Linked DNA regions of Homo sapiens: region 1 is linked to region 2. A link is a contact called in ENCODE Hi-C data. All regions are on one chromosome and are shown on one strand. The core of a region is the stretch at or near the end of the contact, and the rest is flanking DNA. Distances in the headings are between cores, read along the strand shown.

Region 1 (7,001 bases), core at 3,767-6,266, 44 kb after region 2:
AGCGAAAAGCCCGATGTCTGGGGGACTCCAGCAGAGCCCCTCGTGACTCTTCCCCCTGCTTCACGGTGATGCCTGCACCAGCCCACAGTGGAAGAGAGAAGCTCCTTGTCAACTTCTGTGTGGCACACCGTTCCAAGGGATGTCGGGGGCCAGACTCCCCCAGGAACAAGAAAGGCAGGTGCAGCGCCACTAATACGGCGTGATCAGTTCAGAGCATCGCTTTCTTCTAAGCTAAAATATCAATGGTTTGGGAGGCTTGAAACGTGTTTTCTAGAGAGCCTGTGAGTATGGCTGTGTGGTTTTATCAGCCTCGACGCCCAGAGTGGCCTTGAAAACTAAACTGGGAGTGAGTGTTGGGGGCGTGCACTGGCCACTGCTCCCAGGCCTCTGAAGTATAAACAATGGGCTCAACTGCAAAGACTCCTGTTAGACATCAGAAGGAACCAAGGCTGCAAAATGCTAGGCATCAGAACAAGAACTCAGTCATAAAAATATATATTTATAACAAAATATAGCTAGAACATAAATGCCCAACAAAAGGGGGCTAGTTAAATAAACTTAGAATCTGTACCAATAGAACATCCTGTAGACACTAACAATTATGCGTAGAAGAAATTTCAAACCACCATCTGCAATTAGGTTGGTTGCTGGCTAGCCTCCACCTCAAATGTCTCTGACTTCTCTGTCTCAGAGCCACGGACTCCTTTGACAAGCCAGTGAAAGAAACTGACCATTTACCTAGAAAAACTCACCAACACCCACCATTTTGCCCAGTTTTAAAAGTCTCACAAAACCAACAAAGCCCACACGGAGACCTCCTACTGGGAATACCACATCTCCAGGGGCCACGCCTCCAGCTTCCACGCCTCCAGTGGCCATCACTGCCTGCTGCCTTGTCCCAGAAACCATGGCAAGAGTGCCCAGGCTTGAGCCCACACGGGTGTCAGTGGGGTGGGTGACACACATCTCTTCAAAAAGCAGCATCCTTGTTCCCTGCATGCTTGCTGAGCTTGACATAAGTGGAGTCCCCCAAACCCAGAACTCAGGTCCCCCACCAGACCTTAGTTTGGAATGACTGAACTACTGATCAGTAGGATACTCCAGCCCCAGAAGAATTAGGAAGGGCTGAGGGGCCTGGGGAGTGGTAGCTCCTTCCTAAGAACTCTCCAGCAGACCCCCATGTCCTGTAATACACAGAGAGGAGAGAAAACACCACTCAACCTGTTGTCCGTGGGGAAAGGGCCCTGTGGTTTCCAAGAGACCGAAGGATTCCAGACCCAGTTAAAACAGCACAATTCTACCTGAACTCAGGGACACAGGGACGCAGGCAAAGTCAACCTGGTTTTCCCAAATCCACCGCAGATCCCATGTAAGAGTAAAATGGGGCCACGCTTTCAGGAAGTAGCTCGTCCCTAAGTATGAAGCATCTGAAGTGGGTTCTAGAATAAGCAGTTCACCAAGAAGAAATGCAAGTGAACCATGAACATATTTTTATAGGTTAGATTCACAAGTAATTAAAATTGTACATGGTACCAAATTTGCAAACTTTTTAGTATCTATATTATTAATGTGATAAATATTATAATAAATACATTTATAAATATTCCATAATATTTAGTATCTGTATTTAGAGTTAGCAAGGACACAAGAAACTGTCATAAACTACACACACACGTTCAGATATTGGGAGGACAATGTAGCGTATAACTGAGAACCTTTCAAAGGTTTGTGCATTTTAACCAGTAATTCTGTTTCCCAAAATTGATCTTAAAGAAATAATTAGAAGTTTATGGAACCATTTTTATACGAGCATATTCATCGCAGCTTTATTTAATAGGAGTAATAAATAGATGCAACAATCATGATCAATGAAAGGGGGTTAAGTAAATTTTAGAATATCTGTATGATTAAACACTTTCTAGACATGATAAAATCATGTTTTAAAGAATATTTAATGACACAGGAAGATGCTCACAACATCGTAGTTAAAGAACTAGTTCCATTGCACGGCAATGAGTGTGCGGCTGGCAGTATCACACCACGCGCATGGGAATTTTGAGGAGAGTGAGTTTAATGCTATGTGGGTTTTTCTCACAATTAAAGGAAAGCTGCTTACAAAACTGAAGGACCCCAGTTTTGAGAAAGATGTATGTAATATAAGCAAAGGGAGGAAAACTTTAAGGATACACATTACATATTAACAGTGGCTCTGTTAGTTTTTTCTTTCTTCTTTCTTTCAGCTAGCTACAATGTCTCTTTATGAACTGAAAGAAAGGGAAATTATTTTGTTTCATATTTCTTTTTTTTTTTTTTTTAGATGGAGTCTGGCTCTGTTGCCCAGGCTGGAGTGCAGTGATATTTTGGCTCACTGCAACCTCTGCCTTCAAGCAATCCTCCTGCCTCAGCCTCCCAAGTAGCTGGGATTACAGGTGTGTGCCGTCACGCCCAGGTAAGTTTTTTTGTTTTTTGTAGAGATGGGGTTTCACTGTGTTGCCAAGGTTGGTCTTGAACTCCTGAGCTCAGGCAGTCCACCTGCCTCAGCCTCCGAAAGTGCTGGGATTACAGGCATGAGCCACCGTGCCTGGCCTTGTTTCCTGTTTCTACATGTGTCCCATTATTCTACTCCTGAAAAGTTAGCCCAAATAAGTTTTTTTAGCTCTAGAAAAAGAAAATATCTTTAAAGCAAGTTTATCCCAGAATTGTCTGTGAAAGCAAAGACTTTTACCATTTCAAATGTTCAAATAAGTATTAAAAAGAAGAAAATGTTAAATAAGAGAATATATCAAGTCAGTGGACTATTATATAGACAAGACAAAGGCAGAGACATGCACACATAATAATGTGAAGCAAACGAATCAAGGTTTAAAGTGAAGCTGTGACCCTAACTCTAAACACAGACAGTGGACGTTACGCATGGGAAAGGGAGGAAGAAATACCGGTCTCAGGCCGGGCGCGGTGGCTCACGCCTGTAACCCCAGCACTTTGGGAGGCCGAGGTGGGCAGATCACGAGGTCAGGAGGTCGAGACCATCCTGGCCAACATGGTGAAACTCCGTCTCTACTAAAAATAAAAATAAAAATAAATAAAAAAATTAGCCGGGCATGGTGGCAGGTGCCTGTAATCCCAGCTACTTGGGAGGCTGAGGCAGGAGAATCGCTTGAACCCGGGAGGCGGAGGTTGCAGTGAGCCGAGATCGCGCCACTGCACTCCAGCCTGGGCAAAAAGAGCAAAACTCTGTCTCAAAAAAAAAAAAAGAAAAGAAAAAAAGAAATACCAGTGACCCTAACTCTAAACACAGACAGCGGACATTACACGTGGGAAAGGAAGGAATACCACATGGCCAGTGCTGCCTATGCTGGCGAGACACAAATGATTTTATTTTTCTACTTCTTTCTTCTCTAGATTTTCTAGAATGAGCAGCAATTACTTTTGAATTGGAACAAATTGTGTTCATAAGCATAAAAATCACATCTAGATTTCTTTCTACCTCAAGGAGAGAAACATTTTATTTAAGGTCAAAGACTTGGAATTCTTCACACTTGCCCCTTGCTATACCATCGCAGACCGTAACGGCCCCAACAGAGACGCTTTGAGTACAGGGTGCCTGAGGCAGGATCCAGGCCTACAGAGGGCTCGACAGGCAAAGCCCCTCACAGCCCACAGGTCTGCCCCAAGACACTCCTCTGTGCGGTCAGGAAGCCATCTCTGAGCCTTGGAAAAGACGCAGGTGTGGCTTAAGGTATTAAAACATAAACGTTGTAAGAAATCCTACTATCGTGTTGGCCGTAAATGTGATAACCCTTAAAGAATCTTTGGATTCATTTCTGAAAGCATTTAGAACACAAGTTTTCTTTCTCTCTCTCTCTCTTTTTTTTTTTTTGAGACAGAGTCTTGCTCTATCACCCAGGCTGGAGTGCAATGGCGCAATCTCGGCTCACTGCAACCTCTGCCTCCCGGGTTCATGCCATTCTTCTGCCTCGGCCTGCCCAGTAGCTGGGAATACAGGTGCCCACCACCATGCCTGGCTAATTTTTGTATTTTTAGTAGAGACAGGGTTTCACCGTGTTAGCCAGGATGGTCTCCATCTCCTGACCTAGTGATCTGCCCGCCTCGGCCTCCTAAAGTGCTGGGATTACAGGCGTGAGCCACCGCACCCGACCCCACAGGTTTTATTTTTCATAAGGTAAGCTATTAAGGGATGTCTACACCTACACACACACACACACACACACACACAGCACCTCCAGTCAGCACACAGGAACACAAAGACACACTCACATATATGGACGGCAGACGCCAGTCCCGCCACATGCAAGCACACACCAAATCACATTCTCCCTCCTCACAGAGTCATACTCCTTTCAGTGAAACCAGAACGTCCTCCCGAGAAAGTCTCCAGAGTGGAATTTCCATCCCCAGAGGTCACGGGGAATCAGGTCTCTCCTCTGCCCGCTGACCTTCCACTGAGGAGTCTGCGATTTACAAGAACTTCTTTCTGAACACTCCTGATTACAGACACTCTAAACTGGGTGCCGCCTGAGCTCATAATAAAGAGAGAGTGAGTATTTGTCTTGTAATGAAAACAACTGACCTCGCACAATAGGATGATAGATAATGCATCAAACCAGCATATGAGCCCTTTAGAATCTCACATTTGGAACTGGCCAACATCAATTATTTAAACACAAATTGAATTAACAAAATATTCAACATATGTTCTTTTAAACTCTGCTAAATTGGATGAGACATCTAAAAGCTGATCTGTGGGCTCAGCCTCCTTCGAGAGGGGGGCAGGCAGCGGGGCAGGCGTCGGGGAGGGGCGGAGTGAAGCGCAGGGAGGTGGTCAGCTCCGGGCTGTGCTGGAGGCCTGAGCTCTCCACTCCCAGAGGAAGGGGTGATTAATGCCACCACCAAATGTGCCTGTGCCTAACCCTGACCTCATCCAGCCCTGCTGCCACCATCTGCTGTTTCTAATTCCTCTGCAATATTTGTATTTGCTGCCTCCCTCCGACAAAGAGCGGGGGCGGGGAGCAGTGCTCCCTACTTAGCGACGTGTGATCTGGTTGGCTGGCGGGGCCCGGCCAGAAGCATCTGTTGCTGCAGTCCAGCAGCATCTGCCACTATTTCTCACTTTCCCCAGCATGCTGGGAGATACGGTTTCTCCCAAAGGTGGCCTTTCCATGCACACTGTCAATCCCATCATTGTCCGCCCGCCTGTTCCCACGGTGCCGGCCCCGTTGCCATGCTGCCGGGCCTTTGCTTGCTGGCTGTCTGTAATCCAAGATATTGTGTGACTGAGTTATGCCATTAACCCTCCTCCTATGCATCGGGACATTCAATTAAGCTCAACAGGAGAGGCCGGCTGAGAGGGAGGTCTGTCTGCTGGGGAGGGACGGCCCACTTCTAGGAGCATTTACAACAATAATAATAACTGCGACGACCCGCGGGTACTGTCATAAATAGTGCTGAGGGCCAGGGAGACAGGAACGGTTCTTGGCAGGGCAGCTTTCTCCTCTCTCACTGTTTTTGTTTCTTTAACTTAAAATGCTATAAAAGGATGCATTGTTTTCTCCTGATTCTTGATAAGGCTATTAAGCATTGTGATAAGATGTGTGTGTGAACGCTATTATTTATGTGTCGAGTGTTAAACACCTTCTGCTAATGGGGTGCAGCCTGGCTGTGCATGCACGCAGTGTCCCAAGCTGTCCCTGGGCCTCACCCTTGGTCAAACGCCCAAACATCCAGAGCTGCTGCGGGGACCTTTCCGAGGCGGGAAACTTACTGAGGCAGCGCCTGCACACAGAACTGCAGTTCCCCTGGAAGATGCTCTGAGGCCCAGACGTAGAAGGACAGCAGCCTGTCAACAGCAGGGCCGCCCTTGGCAACTCGGCTCTGTGTCCCCAAAACACTCCCGAGAGCTCAGGGAGGCCCCGGGGATCTCCCCTAATCACTTCCTGAGAGCAAACGGCCTTCCTACGAATGGCCAGGTGTCAGGATGGCCCCACAGCTGCACCATCCTCCTCACGGGCCCCCCACTGTGGCTGGTCCTAGGTGGCTGAGCTGAGGGAGCGCTGTGGTTCGCTGTCCCCGCAGGACACAGGGCCCCGCGAGAGAGGCTTGTGGCCGCCCCAGATGACCTCAGCTCCCTGTCTGTGGCCGCTTTGTCTGTCGACTGCAAGGTCTCCAGGCCACACGACCACTTTGCAGATGATATTTGAGTACAACCAGACTTTTAAAGTAAGTTCGGAGCAGGAAAAGACTTTCTTCAGTTAGAAATTTCAGTGCTGATGAGTAATGCCATATTGAATATTCAGGAATTCTGGATATTCTAAATTTGTAAATAATCAGCAACTTGCTGAGCAGGGGACGTTGACTGAAGGCCAACTGTGCACCTGGCAGAGACACACGAGGAGCTTGTTTTCTCCTCCTGCCAGGCCCTCGCAGGTGATCGGGTCTCCTCACTTTATGGATGAGAGATGCAGCTAGCGACGTCCCGCACCTGACCCTAGACAGCACCAGCTCCTGGGAGAGCTGGGACGGAACCCACGTCGGCCCCAGGCCTTCTCCTCAAAGGCTTTGCTGTCACAAAACGTGGATGAGGAATAAATCCAGGAGAGGCCGGGGGAGAGCACCAAGGTCAGATTGCACCACGGGGTGGGAGAGCGAGGGTGAGCAGCCGTCGCGAGGGCTCTCACGCCAAGCCTGCAAATGCAACCTGAGGGCCTGGGATTTTCCCACATGGCTGAAACGTGAACCCCTTCCCATGGCCCTGGCTGTGCAGTCCTCCTGGTCGGAACATCACACGGCTGTTCTCCAAGAGTGGTTCCTGCAAATGGCCCCCGCTGTGAAGCCCTGGGAAGCCCTGGGACCTCACACCCAAGCGGATGCAAGCAGCGCCTGCCTGGAGCCCTGATGCCCGGCTGCTGGGTGCCCACGGGGGTGAAAGGGAGATGTTTACATGGCAGGCGTGGGCTCCCCTCCCTGGGCGAGAACCGTGGGAA
Region 2 (6,925 bases), core at 4,280-6,779:
ATATTATAAACAGGGTATAACAAAGGAAGATTAAAAAGAGTAAAGGTTTCTCTACTTCACTTAAACCAGTAAAATGATAACACTAGTTAACTGTGATAAGTTACCTATATATAATGTAATACCGAAAGCAGCTACTAAAACAGTTACAAAAAGATGTACTCATAATCACTATAGATAAATCAAAATGGAATTCTAAAAATGTTCAAGTGAACCACAGGAAGTCAAGAAAAAGAAAACCAACAAAAATGAGAGAGAATAATGAAAAAACAAAAAACATGCAAACCTAAGCCCTAACATATCAATAATTACACTAGATGTAAATGGTCCAAATACTTCAAATAAAAGAAAGAAATTGGCAGAGTGGATTAAAAACGATGACCCAAATATTTACACTCTACAAGATGCAATCTTCAAATATAGCAATACATAAAGGTTGAAAGTAAAAGGATATAAAAATGTATAGCATGCAAACATTAAAGGAAAGTAGGAGTGGTTATTCATATTAGACTTCAGAGCAGAGAAAATTATCAAAGAGGGACATTATATTATAATAAAGAGTCAATCCACCAAAAAATTTATAGCAATCCTAAATATGTATGGCCTAAACAACTGAGCTGCAAAATACAAGAAGCAAAAAGTGATAAGCGGAAGAAGAAATAGAAAAATTTACAATTATAGTTGGAGACTTCAACAACCTTCTATCAACAATAGGTAGAACAACTAGATATAAAATCAACAAGAATAAAGAACTCAACAACACAATTTACTAACAAGATCTAATAGATATTTACAGAATATTCCATCTAACAATAGCAGAAAATACACTTTCTTCAAGTGCTCATGGAATATACATCAAGATTGGCCATCTCCTGAGTCATAAAGCAAACCTCAACAAATTGAAAAAGAAAAAAGAAATTATAAGGAGCATGTTCTCCAATCACAGGAAATTGAGCAACATATTTCTCTAAATAATCAATGAGTCAAAGAGGAATTCTTGTAAAAAATCAGGAAAAAACATTGAAAACTGAAATGAAAATACAACATATCAAAACCTGTGGGATGCAGCTAAAGCAGCACTTAGAGGAAAATTTATAGCACTAAATTCACACATTAAAACAGACTGAAATCAATAAACTACATTCCTATCTCAAGAACCTAGAAAAAAGAGCAAAATAAACCTGCAGGAGGCAAATGAAGGAAAATAAGCATAAGTCAATGAAATTGAAAACAGAAAAACAGTAGAGAAAATCAGTGAAACAAAAAGCTCCTCTGAAACAAAAACAATAAAATTGACAAACCTCTAGAAAGACTGAAAAGAGAGAGAGGACACAAATTATCAATGTCTGCAATAAAACAGGGGCTATCACTACAAATCCTAGAGCCATCAAAAGAATAATAAGAGAATACTTTGAATAACTCTATAAAACTAAATTTGGCAACTTAGACAAACTTGACAAGTTCCTTTAAAAATGCAATCTATTACAATTCACCCAATTTAAAATAGGTAATTTAATAGCGCTTTAACACTTAAGGATATTGAGTTTGTGCTTTTAAGGCCCCCAGAGAAAGAAATTTCCAGGCTCAGACAGTTTCAGTGGAGAATTCTACTAAAGCTTCATAGAAGAATTAACACCAATTCTATAAAATCTCTTCCAGAAAATAGAAGCAGCAGCACTTCCCAATTCATTTTATGAAGCTAGTATTACCCTGATACCAAAACCAAAGACAGCACCAAAAAAACAGCAGCAAACCAATATCCCTCATGAACACAGGTGTAAAAATCCTTAACAAACATTAGAAAATAAAATTTATTAACATATGGAAGAAATTATACACCATGACCAAGTGTGTGGTTTATTCCAGAAATTCAAGGCTAGTTTAATCTTCAAAAACTAATCATTATAATCCACCACGTAACAGACTAAAGAAGGCAAACCACATCATCGTATCGGTTGATGCAAAAAAAAATTTGACAAAATGTAATGTCCATCTTGGGTTTTTTTAATCTCATAAAAATAAAAATACAGGGAAACGTCTTCAACTAGATAAAGAGCATCTGTCAAATTCTACCATTCATTAACATTGTACTTAATGGTGAATATTGATGCTTTTCCCTAAAATTGGAAACACACTAAGCCTATTCATTCTCACCACTTTTATTCAACATAGTTCTGGAAGTTTAGCCAGTGCAATGACAAAATAAAAGGAAAAGCATACAGATAGAAAACAAATAAACTGTCCCTGTTTGCAAATCACATGACTGTCTACGTAGAAAATTCCGAGAAATCTATGAAAGAACTAATAAGAGAGTTCAACAAGGTCACAAGATATAAGAGAAACCTACAGAAATCAATTGTATTTCTTCTTGTTCATAACAAACACATGGTCACTAAATTTTAAAATACAATACCATTTACAATTGCTGAAAAAACATAAACTACTAAGCTATAAATCTAAAACACCATGGACAGTGTGTGTGTGTGTGGAACACTACACAACATTCATAAAAGAAATCAGAGAAGAGCTATAAAAATGGGGAGAGATACCATGTTCATAGATTGGAAGGCCCCCACACAATAAAGATGTCAATTCTTTGCAAATCAATATATAAATTTGACACAATTTCTGTCAAACTCCCAACAGGATTTTTTTGGATTTAGACAAGATTATTCAAAAATGCATACAGACAGACAAAGCTAGCCTAGCTAAAACAATTTTGAGAAATAAGAAGGAAGTTAACGGAATCAGTCTACGTGATTTGAAAACTTACTATACCCCTATTGTAATTGACACTATAATATTGACAGAGGTAGACACATGGGTCAATAGAATAGAATAAACAACCCAGAAACAAACCTGCACAAATATGCCCAGCAGATTTTTTTTAAAGTACAAAAACAATTAAATGGAGGAAAGATCACTCTCTGAGTTAGTAGTGCTGGAGAAATTAAATATCCCCAGGAAAAACATGGCGGCATTTCCCCATGACCTAAATTTCACACCTTATACAAAAGTTAACTCAAAATGGATCACAGATTTAAAGGCAAAACATAAAAATGATAACATTTCTAGGAAAAAAGTCATAGGAGAAAATCTTCAGGATCTAGAGCTAGGCAAAGTTCTTAGACTTGACATCAAAACCTAATCCATAAAATGAAACATTGATAAATTGACTTCATCAAAATGTAAAACTTTTGCTCTGTAAAAGACCTTGTTAAGAGGATCAAAAGACAAGCCACAAACTGAGAAAAAATGTTTGCAAACCATATGTCCCAGGGCTGATATCCAGAATATATAAAGAACTCTCAAACTCAATAGAAAGAAAATAAACACTCCAGCTAGATAATGGGCAAAAGACATGAACAGACTTAGTTACCTAGAAGAATATACAGAGGGCAAATGAGCACATGAAAAGATGTTCAGAATCATTAGCCATTAGGGAAATGCAAACTAAAACCACGACACCCCTATCAAAATGACTAATAAAAATAATTATAACTTCAAATACCAGGAAGGATGTGGGGGAAGCATCACCCACGTATTGTGGGTGGGAATGCACAATGGACAGTCACTCTGAAAAACAGTTTGGCAGATTCTTAAAAAGCAAAATATGCAACTGTCATACAACCCAGCAATAATACTCCAGGGTATTTATCCCAGAGAAAAGAAGACATATGTTCACACACAATCCTGAGTACAAATGTTTGTAGCAGCTTTATTTGTAATAGCCCAAAAGGGGAAAACACACAGATGTCCTCCAACCAGAAAGGTTAAACAAACCATAGTGCATCCACACTGTGAAATACAGCCAGGCAAGAAAGGAAACACACTACAGATACACAATTCAGATGGATTTCCAGAAAACCACGCTGAGTGGAAAAAAAAGACAATCTCAAAAGGCATACACTGCATAGTTTCACTTATGTGACATTCTTGGAATGACAAAATTATTAAAACGGAGAACCTGTGAGTAGTCACCAGGGGCTGAGAATGGGGATGGAGGCAGGAGGATCTGGGATTGATGGGAATGGCCTGCGTCTTGACTGCACCGATGGCATCATCCAGGTTATGTGATTGTGCCACCATTTACCAAATGTGATGAATGGGGAAGTTGGGTAAAGGCCACACACAGCCTCTGTGGTATTTCTAACAACAGCATATTAACCTATAATTATCTCCAAGTTAAAAGTGTGATTTCAAAATAAGAATAATACCATCCTGGCTAACACGGTGAAACCCCGTCTCTACTAAAAAAAGTACAAAAAAATTAGCCGGGCATGGTGGCAGACGCCTGTAGTCCCAGCTACTCGGGATGCTGAGGCAGGAGGATGGCGTGAACCCGGGAGGCAGAGCTTGCAATGTGCCAAGATCGTGCCACTGCACTCCATCCTGGGCAAAGGAGCGAGACTCTGTCTCAAAAATAAAGAAATCAATAAATAATAATAACAATAATAATTCAAAAATAAGGCAAACTAAAACATTTTAAAAACCTTTCTACTTTGATTAACTAGGTATTTACCCAGGAAGGACATATTTCAAAGAATCAATGGCTTCTCTGTGGCTTCTCTATCATTTAAATAAGATAAACATCCTGGTCTCCCAGACAAAGATGGTGACAGTGACATGAAGCTGAATCGCAAAATCCTCTCCCACCAAACCTAACGAAATGCACCAAAGGAAACTGTTTATTAAAAAGACAACAAAAAATTAGCTCTTTATTTTCAGCTCAGGAGAGACCAAGGTGAAACTTTCTTGGTTGTCCCAAATCTGGGTTTACCTGACAGTGGCCACCGCCACCATGCACCTAAGTTTGACCCCAAGGAGATCAAAGTCGAATTCCTAAGTTCACTGGTGCTGAAGTCAGTGCCACGTCTGCCCTGGCCCCCCAGATTGGCCCCCTGGGTCTGTCTCCAGAAAAGGTTGCTGATGACATCACCAAGGCAACCAGGGACTAGAAGGTTCTGAGGACCACAGGGAAACCGACCATTAGAACAGACAGGCCCAGGCGGAGGCCATGCCATCTGCCTCTGCTCTGATTATCAAAGCCCTCAAGGAACCACCAAGAAGCAGAAAGAAACAGAAAAATATTAGAGTGGAAATATCACTTGCGATGAGATTGTCAACATTGCCAGACAGATGCAGCACCGATCTTTAGCCAGAGAACTCTCTGGAACCACTAGAGCTCCTAGGGACTGCCCAGTCTGCAAGCCACGGTGTCGATGGCACCACCTCATCATGCCACGGATGACCATGAAATGTGGAGTGCTGGCTAGTTAAGAAGCACAAAGGAAAATATTTCAATAAAGGATCACTCACGACCCAAAAAAACAAAAAGTAAATGAGTAGTAGAAAATGCAGTTAAAAACAAAAAATAATGAATAGCAGTAACATAAGGAAAGATGTCATAAATTTCAAAATGGTAAGATGAAGAGAAAATAAGGGCTCTGTCTCATCTCACCGCCCACATCCCAGAAGCAGGGGAGAGACAGTAAGAGCATGAGTCCCCCGCCAAGAATCCTCCCCAGCCCTCACAGGCGAAGAGAAGTGGACTGAGGCATAAACAGGCCACCCACGGAACAGTCAAAGGTGTCCCGGAGAAGAGCAGCCTCCCCGACAGCATCTGTGCAGAGGCAGAAGAAAACACCAGGCTGCCTCGTCCCAGAGCTCACAGCAAATGAGGGGACATTTGGGAGCCCAAGGCTTTCCCTGTAGGGATGTGAACCCCAGGACAGAATAAAATCTCAGAAGGAAGGGTGGCACTCGAATCCCACCAGAAAGCCTGGACACAGCTTCCGGCCAGACCTACAGTGGCCAGGAGGAGCTGGTGTGCAGAGAGTGCCAAGGAGAATGACTCACATTACGGGAAACAGGCAAAACTCAGGTTAGTAAGGCCATTTTTGGCTACAAGTGATGGAAATTCAATCCAAGCCATCTCCTGCACATCAAAGAGCATAAAGTAAGGAAACTGAAAATAATAAATTAATAAGACAAGATAATAAGTTGGTTCTTTGACAAAACTAAAAGTATAGATAAAACCCTAGAAAAACTAAAACAAGAAAAAATAGAAAAGACACCACATACATTATTTGAAATGAAATGAAACAAATTTAATTACAAGAGAATATCATGAATGATGTATCATGTAGCCATAATTTTAAAACTTCAATAAAGTTGATGATAGTATTTTTAAATATATAGTCAAAATCAAACCAAGATGAAATATATAAAAAGTAAATGAAGGAATAATCATTAAAACAAAAAAAAATACATTCAAAAACCAACCTTTACTGTAAGTTTTCAGTCCTAGGTGGTTATACTGGAAAGTCTTGCCAGACCATAAAGGGAGCAGCAGCTCCCGTCCCTCCCACACCGTTTCACGGAATAGAAAAGTAGGAACTACTATTCACTCTATTTTATCAGGCTGCTATACCCTAGATATAAAACATCAAACAAGGACCATGTGCCTCAGTCCATCCAGGCTACTGGGACAAAATGTCATAGACGGGGGCGCTGATACACAGCAGAAACTCGCCTCTCACCTTTTGGAGCCTGGAAGTCCAAGATCGCGGTGTCAGCAGGTTCGGTGTCTGTGAGGGCCTATTCCAGGTTTATGGGTGAATGGCCATCTTCTTGCTGTGTCCTCACGTGATGGAAGGGCTGAGGGAGCTCTCTGGGGTTCCTTTTATAAGACACTGATCCTATTTGTGAGGCTCTGCCCTCATGACTGTGTCACTTCCCAAGGATCTCACCTCCTCCACCATAACCTTGGGGGTTCCAAGATTTCAATTTATGAATTTGGTGGGGTGCAAATATCCAGACCACAGCACAGCAGGAGAAACTTTTTAATAATCTCCCTTATGTAAAAATGCTTAAGAAAACTCCCCCAAGAAAGAAGTGAGTTACATCTAAAAAAAAAAAATTACAT

Evidence for each region. Hi-C counts contacts between places; a loop is a spot of excess contacts on that map. Pooled maps may share reads with other maps.
Region 1: a pooled map of posterior vena cava shows a loop between it and region 2 (14-fold over the local background). The contact joins two enhancer-like sites. A Hi-C loop is called at or near these places in 3 of 168 maps with a recorded cell type or tissue (CD14-positive monocyte, DLD1 and sciatic nerve) and 5 of 50 pooled maps.

What each region holds. Positions count from the first base shown.
Region 1 is chr6:170,239,027-170,246,027 of GRCh38, forward strand. No RefSeq gene overlaps it. Among named protein-coding and RNA genes, the nearest start is that of LINC01624, 30 kb to the right of the region's middle. RefSeq lists enhancers at 5,373-6,138, 6,139-6,904. Within about 2 kb of position 5,017, at least 4 of the 41 ENCODE cell types and tissues checked have a DNase peak (open chromatin) inside an H3K27ac peak, as active enhancers do.
Region 2 is chr6:170,194,987-170,201,911 of GRCh38, forward strand. It overlaps the pseudogene RPL12P23. Among named protein-coding and RNA genes, the nearest start is that of LINC01624, 74 kb to the right of the region's middle. Within about 2 kb of position 5,530, at least 3 of the 41 ENCODE cell types and tissues checked have a DNase peak (open chromatin) inside an H3K27ac peak, as active enhancers do.